Linked DNA regions of Mus musculus: region 1 is linked to region 2. Evidence: chromatin contacts called from ENCODE Hi-C or POLR2A ChIA-PET data. All regions are on one chromosome and are shown on one strand. The core of a region is the stretch at or near the end of the contact, and the rest is flanking DNA. Distances in the headings are between cores, read along the strand shown. Region 1 overlaps 1700011L22Rik (RIKEN cDNA 1700011L22 gene). Region 2 holds the start of Mmaa (methylmalonic aciduria (cobalamin deficiency) type A).

The links. A loop is a pair of places that touch in the nucleus more often than their neighbours do. ChIA-PET counts read pairs that join two places held with the same protein, here RNA polymerase II (POLR2A).
Region 1: a loop to region 2 is called in a map of heart, with 4 times the contacts of the local background. The contact joins the enhancer-like site here to the promoter of Mmaa in region 2. A Hi-C loop is called at or near these places in 5 of 37 maps with a recorded cell type or tissue (Patski and heart). POLR2A ChIA-PET finds 5 or more read pairs at or near these places in 1 of 5 experiments (Patski).

What each region holds. Positions count from the first base shown.
Region 1 is chr8:79,207,773-79,213,313 of GRCm38, forward strand. It overlaps 1700011L22Rik (RIKEN cDNA 1700011L22 gene), which reads right to left. Exons shown (of 6, transcript NM_026315.1): 6 at 2,658-2,985. The coding sequence ends at 2,878. Among named protein-coding and RNA genes, the nearest start is that of Gm30271, 8.6 kb to the left of the region's middle. Within about 2 kb of position 2,304, at least 1 of the 3 ENCODE cell types and tissues checked has a DNase peak (open chromatin) inside an H3K27ac peak, as active enhancers do; it is heart, where a contact is called at or near this core.
Region 2 is chr8:79,291,699-79,297,305 of GRCm38, forward strand. Mmaa (methylmalonic aciduria (cobalamin deficiency) type A) reads right to left here and starts at 3,263. Exons shown (of 7, transcript NM_133823.5): 1 at 3,216-3,263. Gm4890 (predicted gene 4890) reads left to right here and starts at 3,380. Exons shown (of 2, transcript NR_045823.1): 1 at 3,380-3,809.

The DNA of each region.
Region 1 (5,541 bases), core at 1,054-3,553, 85 kb before region 2:
GCCCATTTTCCAACAGGACTGGAGTGACGCCTGTTCATACTATAAATATTTATGAAGTCATCATTCTTAGACTGTAGTTTTTCCAGGTAGGTTGCCTTTGATGACAAAGTTAAGCAGTGATTTCCCTGAAATTATGGACTAGTCAGCAGAGCTTGTTTGGTGGGTATTTCACAGAATGGGAAAGAGGAGAAGGCAAACAAGCCTCCAGTCCGTGCAGCTTCTGCATGTGGAAACCTCATTATGTCAGTCATTCTCACTCGAAACGTGACAGCCTTCTCAGGAGTGAGGGACACCACTTGCTTCTACTCATGCAGAGGTAATGACGAGAGGCCAGGATGAACCTTACCGTCCGATTTCAGCCCCCACTACCACCCTGCTAGGAGGGACCTTTTTAGTACTCTTAGCCTGTCTCTTATTAACACACACAAAAAGTGTACCTCACACCATCCCTGCTCATTTAAAAGGAATTCTGAGAATGTGTGGATGTCTGCCTAGGTGTCTCCCTGCATGTTTATGCATAACGCATCCCTTGAGCTGGTTGCCCTGACTGCTGAGGAATGGCGCCCAGAACCCCCTCTCCTGCCCCACCATGGGCAAGCTTTCCACTTTCTCCCAGGAGCAGCCTAACCCCCCTCTAACCAAGGCACCTCAGCGATCCTAGAGACTTAGAACTCCCAACCACACCCCCCCCCAACACACACATACAGAGAGAGAGAGAGAGAGAGAGAGAGAGAGAGAGAGAGAGAGAGAGAAAGAGGAAGGGAGGGAGGGAGGGAGGGAGGAGAGAGAGAGAGGAGAGAAAGAGAGAGAGAGAGAGAGAGAGAGAGAGAGAGAGAGAGAGAGAGAGAGAGAGAGAGAGAGAGACCTTGTCACTTTAAAGCCCGCAGGTTGTTAATCTCCTGAAGGCACCAGTGCACTTGGCAGTCTGCTAAGCCTGCCTCTTTCCTGGAGAAAAGGGTGGCATTTTGCCTAGGATGTGATGCCCAAACCTCAGGGTAGCCCTGGCCCTATCACGTGGATCTGCCCCTCAGGGAACCGTTGCTGATCCTTTGGCTCCAGCCTGGGAAGCCTTTTACAAAGTGAGTCACAGGCTGCATTGACCACCCTATCAGGGGAGGCCAGGGCTGCCATGTATGGTCTGTGCTCGGTGCCACCCACCTCTCATGTCACTCCTACTTTTTTTGCCAGGACAGCCTGAGTCATGAAACTCAGCGCATTCCTTAGGCCTTGGATCGTGTTTCCTTGTTACTACTTTGTCTTTGTTTTACGGAGCACCTGGTTTCATTTTAAAATCCCAAATAAAATCCCCTGGCCAGGGTGGGGGTGGGAAGAGAACAGAAAGAAAGCAAAGGAAAAAAGGGAGGGAGGGAAACCTAGGCTGGTGGTGGAGACAGAGGAAAAGGAGGACCCTGGACAAAACAGGACGGCTACAAGTTAATTCCTTCTGACCAGAGGCTCTTTCACTGCCTGGAAGTGCCTGTGGCTGGTCCCCTGCTGCTTCCCGTCCCGTCCCCCCCTTTTTTCCAGTCTCCTCAATAAACGGACTAATCTTTGATAAACCTGAAGAACTTTCCAAATACAGCACATTATGAGTCCTTAAATCGGCCTGTCTCCTTTATCTTGTACTATAAACCCTAATTCACTGCGTGAGTCAGTATTTTTCCATAAGCTAACTTTTTTTTTTCTGTTCTGTTTTTTCCTATGGGGGTAGGGGGAGTCAGGGAAGAAGGCGGTCTGCATAGAAGGCAGACTCAGCCCTCCCGACATGCTGCTGGTCACGCTGAGTTTCTGTGGCCAGGTTATTTCTGTAAATTTGTCTGTAAAGCTGTTGACATTGATTTTTAGAATGGAAACAGAATTCTAACAAACTCTGGCTTGCATGTAGCAAAAGCTGAACACTGGGGCACTAAGAAAGCCTTGCCATGGATAAATGCCTCCTTAGGAGTGGTGATGCACAGTCACTGGGGCATGGTCCTTGGGTGCCAGCCTGGGCGTCTGCCCAGAGGTCCCCTCGCTCTGCCTGCGCAGGGCAGACTGTTGGAGGCTCCGGAGTGGCCCAGGGCTGCATTTACATTGCACGGTTCTGGCGAGTTTAATGGAAACCACATGAAGGGGAAGCAGACCAGATGGCTCCCAGCGAATGTATTTAGCCCAACCTGGGGCTAAAGGAAAAAAACATATTAAGGGTTGGGTCCTGGGGTGCGGCTAGGGGGTTAGGGTGCGACGTTTGTGTTTCCTGTTCAACAGGAGCCGTGGGTTGGGGTGCAGGCTGGATCGGGGCCCCGAAGCGCCGGGTGGCAGAGGAATGGCTGCCAGCGGGAGGGAACTATTCCGTGGCCTTGCTCCTTTTTGCCAGGTCCCTTAGCGGCTCTCGGGCAGGGCAACCACACGGCTGTGAGGGGACCCCGCCAGGGCAGATGCAGCGGGAAGAGGGAGGCGCAGGCCTATGGGCGCCGCGGAAGGCGGAGCCAGCTGCAAAGCCAGTTTTCCCTGAGTGGAGGGAACTGCTACAGGCCTTCTGGGTCATAGCACAGGGAAAACAGAAAGGTCTTTCTCTGAGGTAGAGGACAGGCTACATAACTCTGGAGCCCACTAAGGTGGAGGTCATGCTATCGTTTGTGAGGTTCTAACAGCAGAATGTGAACCTGGGCACTTTGTAAAGGAACATTAATCATGTTTATGACAAACCCCTTCCCCATCAACACACGTGCGTGTGTGCGCGCGCACACACACAAGAATAAGGGAGGAAGCCCAGGGAAGTTTCTAGCAAGATCTTCCCTATGTGCACAATCCATCAAAGCCTTCTTGGAACTCCTGTCTCAATGGCTTAACACAGACACGAGGTAGGGCTCTAGGTCTGTGGCTTCTTTCTTGAAATCACTTGAATTTGCGCCCTGAGCTTCCACTGGTATTGGAGGAGAATCGATCCGTCCCTGAGTCCTCCGAGGAGCCCAACTTGCTTTCATAATCCCATTGTCGCTGAAGCTGGAGGGAGAAAGGGTTCGATTGTCAACACTCGCGCATCCACAAAGATCAGTTCCCACAAAAATAGGATTTAAATTGCCTCTTTCAAACTAGACATCACTCATGAGCAGGGCCTGGCATCACTTTTGCATTTTCTTCCATCTTAAAAAAAGCTAAATAAACCCTTTCTGTTTCATATATTGTACCTCAGTCAGGAAGGACAGATCAATAAGCAAGATGGATTTAAAAAGACAAGAATTCTAAGAAACGCTAAAGACTCGGTCTCTTGTCTCGGCCCTTTCATCATCCCCCACTGATAGGAACCTTTACTATGCTTTCCCACTTCCAACCAGCAGGCAATCCTGGGTGTGAGTTCTCGGCTTTTCAGTCCTACATCATGACCCTCTTCAAGTCAGGTTCCACGAACATGAAGAATTCAAAGAGAGTTTCCAGTGGAGCTGGTCACCAAGCAAATGTTTTTAACCCTAAGAATTTTGGCAGCCTGGCAGGAAATGGACAATTCTCAACCTGGTGGCTTTTGCACCTTCCCCTAAAATATCAGTACCTGTTTTAAAATATTTTAAATGTGGGGAATGGAGGGATGGCTGCTCTTCCAGAGGACCCAGGTTCAATTCCCAGCACCCACACCGTAACTCATATCCATCTGTAACTAGATTTGCAGAGGACTGGAGCCTTCTGGCCTGGGAGGGCATCAGGTACAGACATATATGTACATATAAAAAAATGAAAATATTAAATGTTGCTTTACTCATTAAAGCCATGGTTTGGTTTGGTCAGGATTCTGGCTCAACATTAGTCAGATAACTGCCCCATATTTATCGAATGTGACAGGGAAAGAGGAGGGGGATGGGGGGATGGTTTTGGACTGTTAGTACATCACAATAGAATGTATGAAAATGGATTTAGGGGAGGGGTCAGGAGAGGAAGACAAGCATCCCTCAGTACAGCTCTGACACTGATTGGCAATGAAATTGCCTGGCACCCGTGCAACTCCACGCAGCAAGAACGAATTATTTAATTGTAGTTAATCATTCCCTTAGACAACTCCCAGGAGGAAGCTGCGACCAGCACACTTTCAGGAAATCATCTTCCTTTCCCAGAAGTGAGCCCCCTCCCCCACCCGAGAAGCAGGTCCATGACTGACTGCACAGGATCTTTCACCAGACCCACAGCTTCTAGACCCCGGCATCTTTCCTTGTGGTGCTGCCTTCTAGTGCGCCGGCATTCCCTAGATGCTAAAGCGACTGCTTCATTCTGGAAGGATACCATTCAAATAGGCTTAGCTGTCTGCGACCCAAGGAAAGCTGTCCAACCCTTCCCTGTTAGCTAAATTTACCAGGTTCATTTGGTGACCCAGACCAGCCTATTCAAAGTGACATGTGTGCATAATTGGTATTCTTGTGACAATCTTAGGTGCTACTTGAATAACATTAAAAAAATTTTACTGACCAAGTTATTTTTTTCTCCCTAACACATGTAACCAGCATACCAAACTCATGACATCACACATTTAATTACTTAGCATAAAGCTAAGTTGTTTGGATTCAACTTAAAGAGAGGCTCTAATAAAATTAAATGATAGCAAAAAATTGCTTTATTTTATACTAAATGAAGTTAGTAGGACACATAGAAGAAATAGAGAATTGTGTGAGAGCCCTCTGTGTGTGTGTATCTGTGCTCATGTGTATGTATGCTCATGTGTATATGCATGCCTCTGTGTACGTTATGTGTGCATATATGTGTTCATGTGTGTGCCTGTGTGTGTTCCTCTGCCTGTGTTCTTGTATGTGCATGTTCATGTGTATGTACATGCTCATAAGTGCTAGTGCACACATACATGTTTGTGCATTTTGGGTATTCATGTGTATATATGTGTGTATTTGTGGGGGTTAACATGTGTTCCTGTGTGTGCATGCCTGTATGTGTGCCTGCCTCTAAGTGTTTGCATGCCTATGTGTATACATGCATGTATTCTTGTGCCTGTGTGTGTGTACTTGTGCATACCTGTGTATGCACATGCATGTGTGTGTGTGTGTATGTGTGAGAACAGGTATGCATGGGCTTATAGAGATCAGAAAACAATCTCAACTCTTGATCATCAGATGCCATCTACCTCATTCCTTAAGATAAGGTCTCTCCCTGGCCAGTGAGCCTCAAGGCGCCCTTCACCTGCCTCAGCTTCCTTAGCACAAGGAATCCGGAGCTGGTGCCACCACCACCAGCTTTTTTATCTGGGGAGTGACCTCAGGTTGCCTGTGCTTCCAAGGCAAGGCCCCTCTTCAAGAAGTCTAAGGCATAAAAGAGACCTTGTTTTAACATCCTGTTTAAAAGTATTGGGATTTGAGGTAAGAGTCCTGCTTAGGGGAAGCCATATCAGGGAGAGTGGGGACAATAGACACTGGGACACTCAACACACAGGGTGGGTCCTAGCAAGGCAGGATTATCTGAGAACTTAATGCATCCATCTATCACAATAGGCAGATCCCAAGAGTTCCCTGACCCCAGGACATGACGGAAGCTCCCATCCCCAAAGCCTGTCTGAAGCCTGTTTCCTAA
Region 2 (5,607 bases), core at 2,013-4,512:
TTTAAGTTCACATCTACTTTTCACAAAAGTGACTTATTCTTTCTTCTCCATTATCCACATCTCTCTAATGTTGTAGGTTTCAAGCTGTGTATGCTATAAGACATATATTTACAATACACATGCACGAATGCATGAAACACAAATGTCACTCGATAACATGTATCCCTTTTATAGATAATCCTCCCGAGCACTGTTTCTTCTGGTTTTCTACCGCAGCCTGCAATGAGTACACTGTGAAGTCTGGAAGCCCACAGTCTACCAACGCCACCTCTCACACATTCTCTACTCATCCTCCACGCTATCAGGCATCTCATGCTCATATACTCTCCTTCAAACCTACCTTCAAGGCTCCCCCTGCCTTACCTTAAAAATAAAAATGTTTTCTTCTATGACTGTGCAATGGCACAGTCAATAAATACTTATGCAGAAGCTACCATATGCAGGGCCCTGGGCTAGACCTTGGAATGTACTGGCATATGGGTCAGAAATGACTCCTGGTGGCATCAAGTTTACAATCCAGGCAAGCAGTGATGACATAAATACCTTATATTCCTCCATGAATTCTTGACACCCCCTCCTCCTCAACCTTTGCTTTCCTGCTGTCTCCATTCTGTGTGTACAGACTCCAGAGGCAGCTACGCTCTTTCCCAGAGTGGCTGTCACCATAGTCTTTCCATGTGGGACATGCTCTTTCTCATTATCTCACAAAACCCTCTTCATCCTCCAGGAACCATAGTGTGATTACTCCCCCAGCCTGACAACCCTCATCACAATGTACAGTGGTAACTTTTAAGATGGCAGTCTACTATAAACCATGGGTGCTCTGTATCTATAGCTCGTTCGCAGAATCAAAGAATATATGTAATAATTTTACGTTAGTCCATAACTCCATTACACTGACTGCTAATTGATATTTTGAAAGCAGAACACTTGTAAATGTGTGTTTTTCCTTTAAAAGTCTGATCCATACCCACTTTTCTGCATTGGGAGTTTGCTCAGCAGCAGGGCCTGACTTGGGATATTTGTCTTGGAACTGAGCAAGTGAATATTCTTAATGTCAGTAATTACCATGACAAGAAAAGGCATTTTAAACCCAATCAGTGTCTATGATATAGTACAATACACACAGGCCACACAATCACCCGGTGTGTAACTGATTTTGATTTGGAAACTATGTTGTCAGATACCACTAGCCTGCTTATCATCTCCACCCCTGCTCAAAGCTTCACCTCTCCCTTTCAAGTTTTAAAATGGTTTTACAGAGTGGTTAAGGTGGTCGCTGATAAGTGAGGGTAACACAGAACACACTCACTGCCTCGGGAGGGCTTCTCTGAGGTTCCTGTCTACTTTATCTTTCACTATTTCCAGAAAGAGTCACATGTCCAAATTTCTACTCTGAGGTCAATTTGTGCTGGGACCCTCTCACCATTAAATGTTGTTATTCATTGCTCTGGAAATCTGCAGCATTAGTGAGACTAGCACTGGTAACTGAGCCCTCTTATGGTCTCAGGCTCTTCTTGTGCAAATATAAGCAGGCCAGGGGAATAGCAAGTGTGAATAATGGCTGTGCACTCGGGCAGGACCTGGTGCCAAGTTCGTGCTGATCAAGAATGAGAAACACTGCCCTTCTCCACTCTTTCTCCAGTGCCCTTGGACTGCTCAGTAAGATCCATCTTGGAACATGAATCTAGCTTCTTCTGTTCAAATTCCTCCGCGTCCTAGCACAGTGATCTCCCAAACCAGACCAGGAGTACCTGTGAGAGGGAACGCTCAGGCCCCACTCCAGGCATTCTGACTAGGGGAGTGGGCCCCCACTGCAAGCATTCTTAAGCCTTCTGTGTGACACTGATGCCCTAGAACCAAGTCCAATAGTCTGTTTCTGCTGCACAATTTTCTCATACTCTCCTTTCAGACCTCCTTCCTCTAAGGAGACTTGGTCTTCCAAACCTAGTACTTACTTTCCCAATTTCCCACATTCCAGATTTAACTGGTCTCATCTTTCCTCTTCTACAACATTTCTCCTCTGCTTAAATCCACTCTTCTCTTAAATCCTCTCCTGATGATCCTGGCTTTGGGGAAATCTTTCTTCTCTAAATCAAATTATTCTGAATACTAACTTAGGTGATACCCGGCTCACAGAGGGTGCTTGTTAACTCAACCCAACACCAATCACATTAAAACCAACGGGAGGATCACATAAAAATATAGATACTTGTTCCTTATTCCAGAAAACTCAGATCTCTGTAGAAGACCCGTGGCAATGAATGATTTTAAAGCACTGATTTTAAAGCAATGTTCAACACCTTTCTTACATACAGCAAGACTAAATGTCTACTTTTCCCACATGACATCAATCAGCTGGGGCAAATTCCAACCATTCACTTGCTCCATCCATTCCAAATATATTCTTATGACACCCTCACATTTTGTAATCACCATTTACGTTCCTCATGATTATATAACTTTCCATGTTTATAGTCTCTAATAGGAAACAAAGCCTTAAAAGAACCATCCTAATAAAAATACTATTTCCTTGAATATATTTACTTCGTCAAAGAACTTTCGAGACATTGTAGATAACCCTCCAAACGTTTTGTTTCTCCTGGAAATTGGTTTTCTACTAGCTTAGCCACTTTTTATAGTTTCTTTGTTCTCCAAAATATATGCAAGGGAACTGTTAAGAAAGGCGACAGTAAGAAACCCTTTTCTTAGGCTCTCCTTCATTTTTCAAATGAGAAACATATCTGAAGTTGGCATGTCTTCTGTGGAACGCTACCGGCGCGGTCGCGACGGTGTTTGGCAACCCAGACACCGCTTTGTGACTCCCAGTGAACCCTGCTTTATAACCTGCAAATCTGTATTCCTTCCCCTCTGAGGGGTCTGCTGCTCCCTTCCGCAGGCGGAGCTCCTTAGCACTGAACAGCCTCCGGGCCTGGCTCCTTCCGCGCTGCCCGAGACGAGCTCACAAACCGGCCCACGAGAACCTGACAGCAGCGACTGCGACGCCTTTCTTATGTAAGGAAAAAGCGCTCAGTCCCTTCCAGTCCTTCCTGCAGGCCCCACCACATCCACCCCGCCCCCGACTCAGCCACATCCTCCTCGGCTGCCCCCCGCGAGCCTCCAGGGGGCGCCCCCGACAGCGGGGCTGACCCCGGGCGGAGGACGCACCGCGGCCCCGACTCCTGGCCTCCGCGCGCACCGGGCCCCACACTCACCCTCGCGAGGCCGCGCAGCAGAGCACCGCCCCTTCCGCCCACTGCTCCCGCCCTGCTCGCTCCTTCCGCCGCCGGCGGCACGCAGGCGTAACGCGACGCCCCGCGCAGGCGCAGTCGCTTAGCGAAGGCTGTCCCGCGGCGGGCGCAGGCGCGGGTGGCGGGGTGTGCTTGGGCGGGAAGTGGGTGGTGAGGGCCGCTCTGGGCTCAGCGTTCCCCACCTGGAATGCGTCCTGGCTTCGGCTGGCCCGGCCCAACCCTCAGCGGCCGCGGTGCCCAGGCCCACTCCTTCCGCGCCTGGAAACGTGAGACGGGTCACTGAGGACGACGTAGGCAAACTTTGCAGAGCACGTTGCCACCTGTTGGAGTAGCCGCTCCAGCCCCAGTCGAAATGCACGGCCGAACAATGGCAGTTCTGAGTGGCTCAGGGGCCCACACTTTCTTTAAAACCGATGCACTCGTAGTAATATTTCTTATGCCCCACATCCAGAGGCCTGTGCTCACCACCTCAGCAGTGCCCGGGGAGGTTCGCCAGGCGTGGGCAGGCTCTCCCTTGAAAGCACCTGACCTGGTTCTACCTTGCACTGGGGCTGAATGGTAATTAATTTTTTTATTTGTGTTTTTGAGATAAGGTCTCTCTGGCCGACCTGGAACTCCCTAAAACCATGCTGGTTTACATACTACCTGGCTCTGCCTCACAAATGCTGGGGTTAAAGGTGGGCCCCACCGCGCCACACTGTAGCTAATTTAAAAAAAAAAAAATTACTGAAGTCATGAGACCTACAAATTTCAGGCAGTCCAGAAGGAAAGTGTGTGGAGACAGAGAAAGGTACGATAGTACGTTAAAAACAGGCAGCTTAAACAGCAGCGGTAAGTGCTCCTTTAACTCGTCCACCGTAAGTTTTAAATGTTTAAAAGCAAAGTTGTTGGGACTGGAGCTATGGCTCAGAGATTAACATTAACGTAAGAACATATTGGCTGCTCTTCAAAGGAGCCAGATTGGGTTCCCAGTGCCCACAGGGAGGTTCACAGCCATCCAGTTCCAAAGAAATCACTGCCCTCCTCTGGCCTCTGAGAACACCAGGCACACATGTAGAGCACATTCCTACTTGTAGATACATAAAAATATTTTTGAAAATTAAAAACCAGTGAAACTTTGTACCTAGCAATTATTAAAACATTTACAAAGAAGAAATACAAAATTCATGATACAGTAGTTTTCTTACAATCTGACCTTAACAAATGCTGCACCATGTCTAAGAGCACTGGGAAGGGTTTGGAAATGACCTCGTTATTACAAATATCATATTTAAGTCCATATATTAAGGCTTGGGAATTCACCAACCAACTTACGTAATGCATATAATCTTTTGGTTACTGCTCAGCGCTGTTTGCCATGGTATGTATAAGACTTGTGAGTCTTTGTAATCTGTCAGTTGTGACTTTTTAAATTTTCATTTCAACAAATTTGAGTAGCTGCCAGATACTGTTCAGGCTCCTGGAACGCCTGAGGCTGGCATGCTCAGTCCCTTTACAGCATGGCATCATATTTGCATATAACCTATTTCCATCTTTAATGTGTTTAAAGAACAGGGAGCCAGAGCAGGTGCTATAAGCCTCAGAGAATTGGAAATCACATCAGCTAGGCAACAGAGGGTCAGAATATGGATACTAATCAGATATGCCTTTGTTTCCTTCAAGGGAATTACATGGGAATCTCTTATTGTAATGCATGAACAGAGTAAGTACAGTCATCTATTTGTTTTCTATTACTGCCATAAAAGTTGGTACAAACTTAGCAATTTAAAAGAACAGAAATGTACTGTTTTCTGTAGGTCAGGGTGCAACTAACCCCCTGTGCTGAAGTCAGCTTGTCAGAGGACTTCATTCCTTTCTAGAATCTCAGAGAGAAGAGTGTTAGTTTGTTCTTTCTAGCTTCTAGAAGCCCCTGAGGTGCCTTGGTCTGTAGCCCCTTTCCTCTCCTTTCAAAGGCAGTAGCATCAGTAAAGAGGTCTTTAGTTTTTAGGATTGGTGTAACAAAATTGGGCCCACTTAGGATAATCTCACCATAGCAAGGTCCTTAATCATAGCTCCCACGTTCCTTTGCGTTTTGTAAGAAAATATATTCACAGGCTCTGGTGATGAAAGTGTGGAAATCTGTATTGGGGGAAGCTTTCCCTACCACACCTCTGGCCCCCAAAGAGTCATAATGTTCTTATGCAAAATTCATTCAGTCCTTGTTCCCAGAGGAACTGCATAGTTTCAAAGCATTACAACATCTAAGTCTAAAAAGATTAAATCATGTAAAATTTCTAAATTCAATAAGGGTGAGACTCTGGGTTTCTATCCAGGGCAAAATTATTTCCCATCTGGACCTAAGTGACTAGAAAATAAA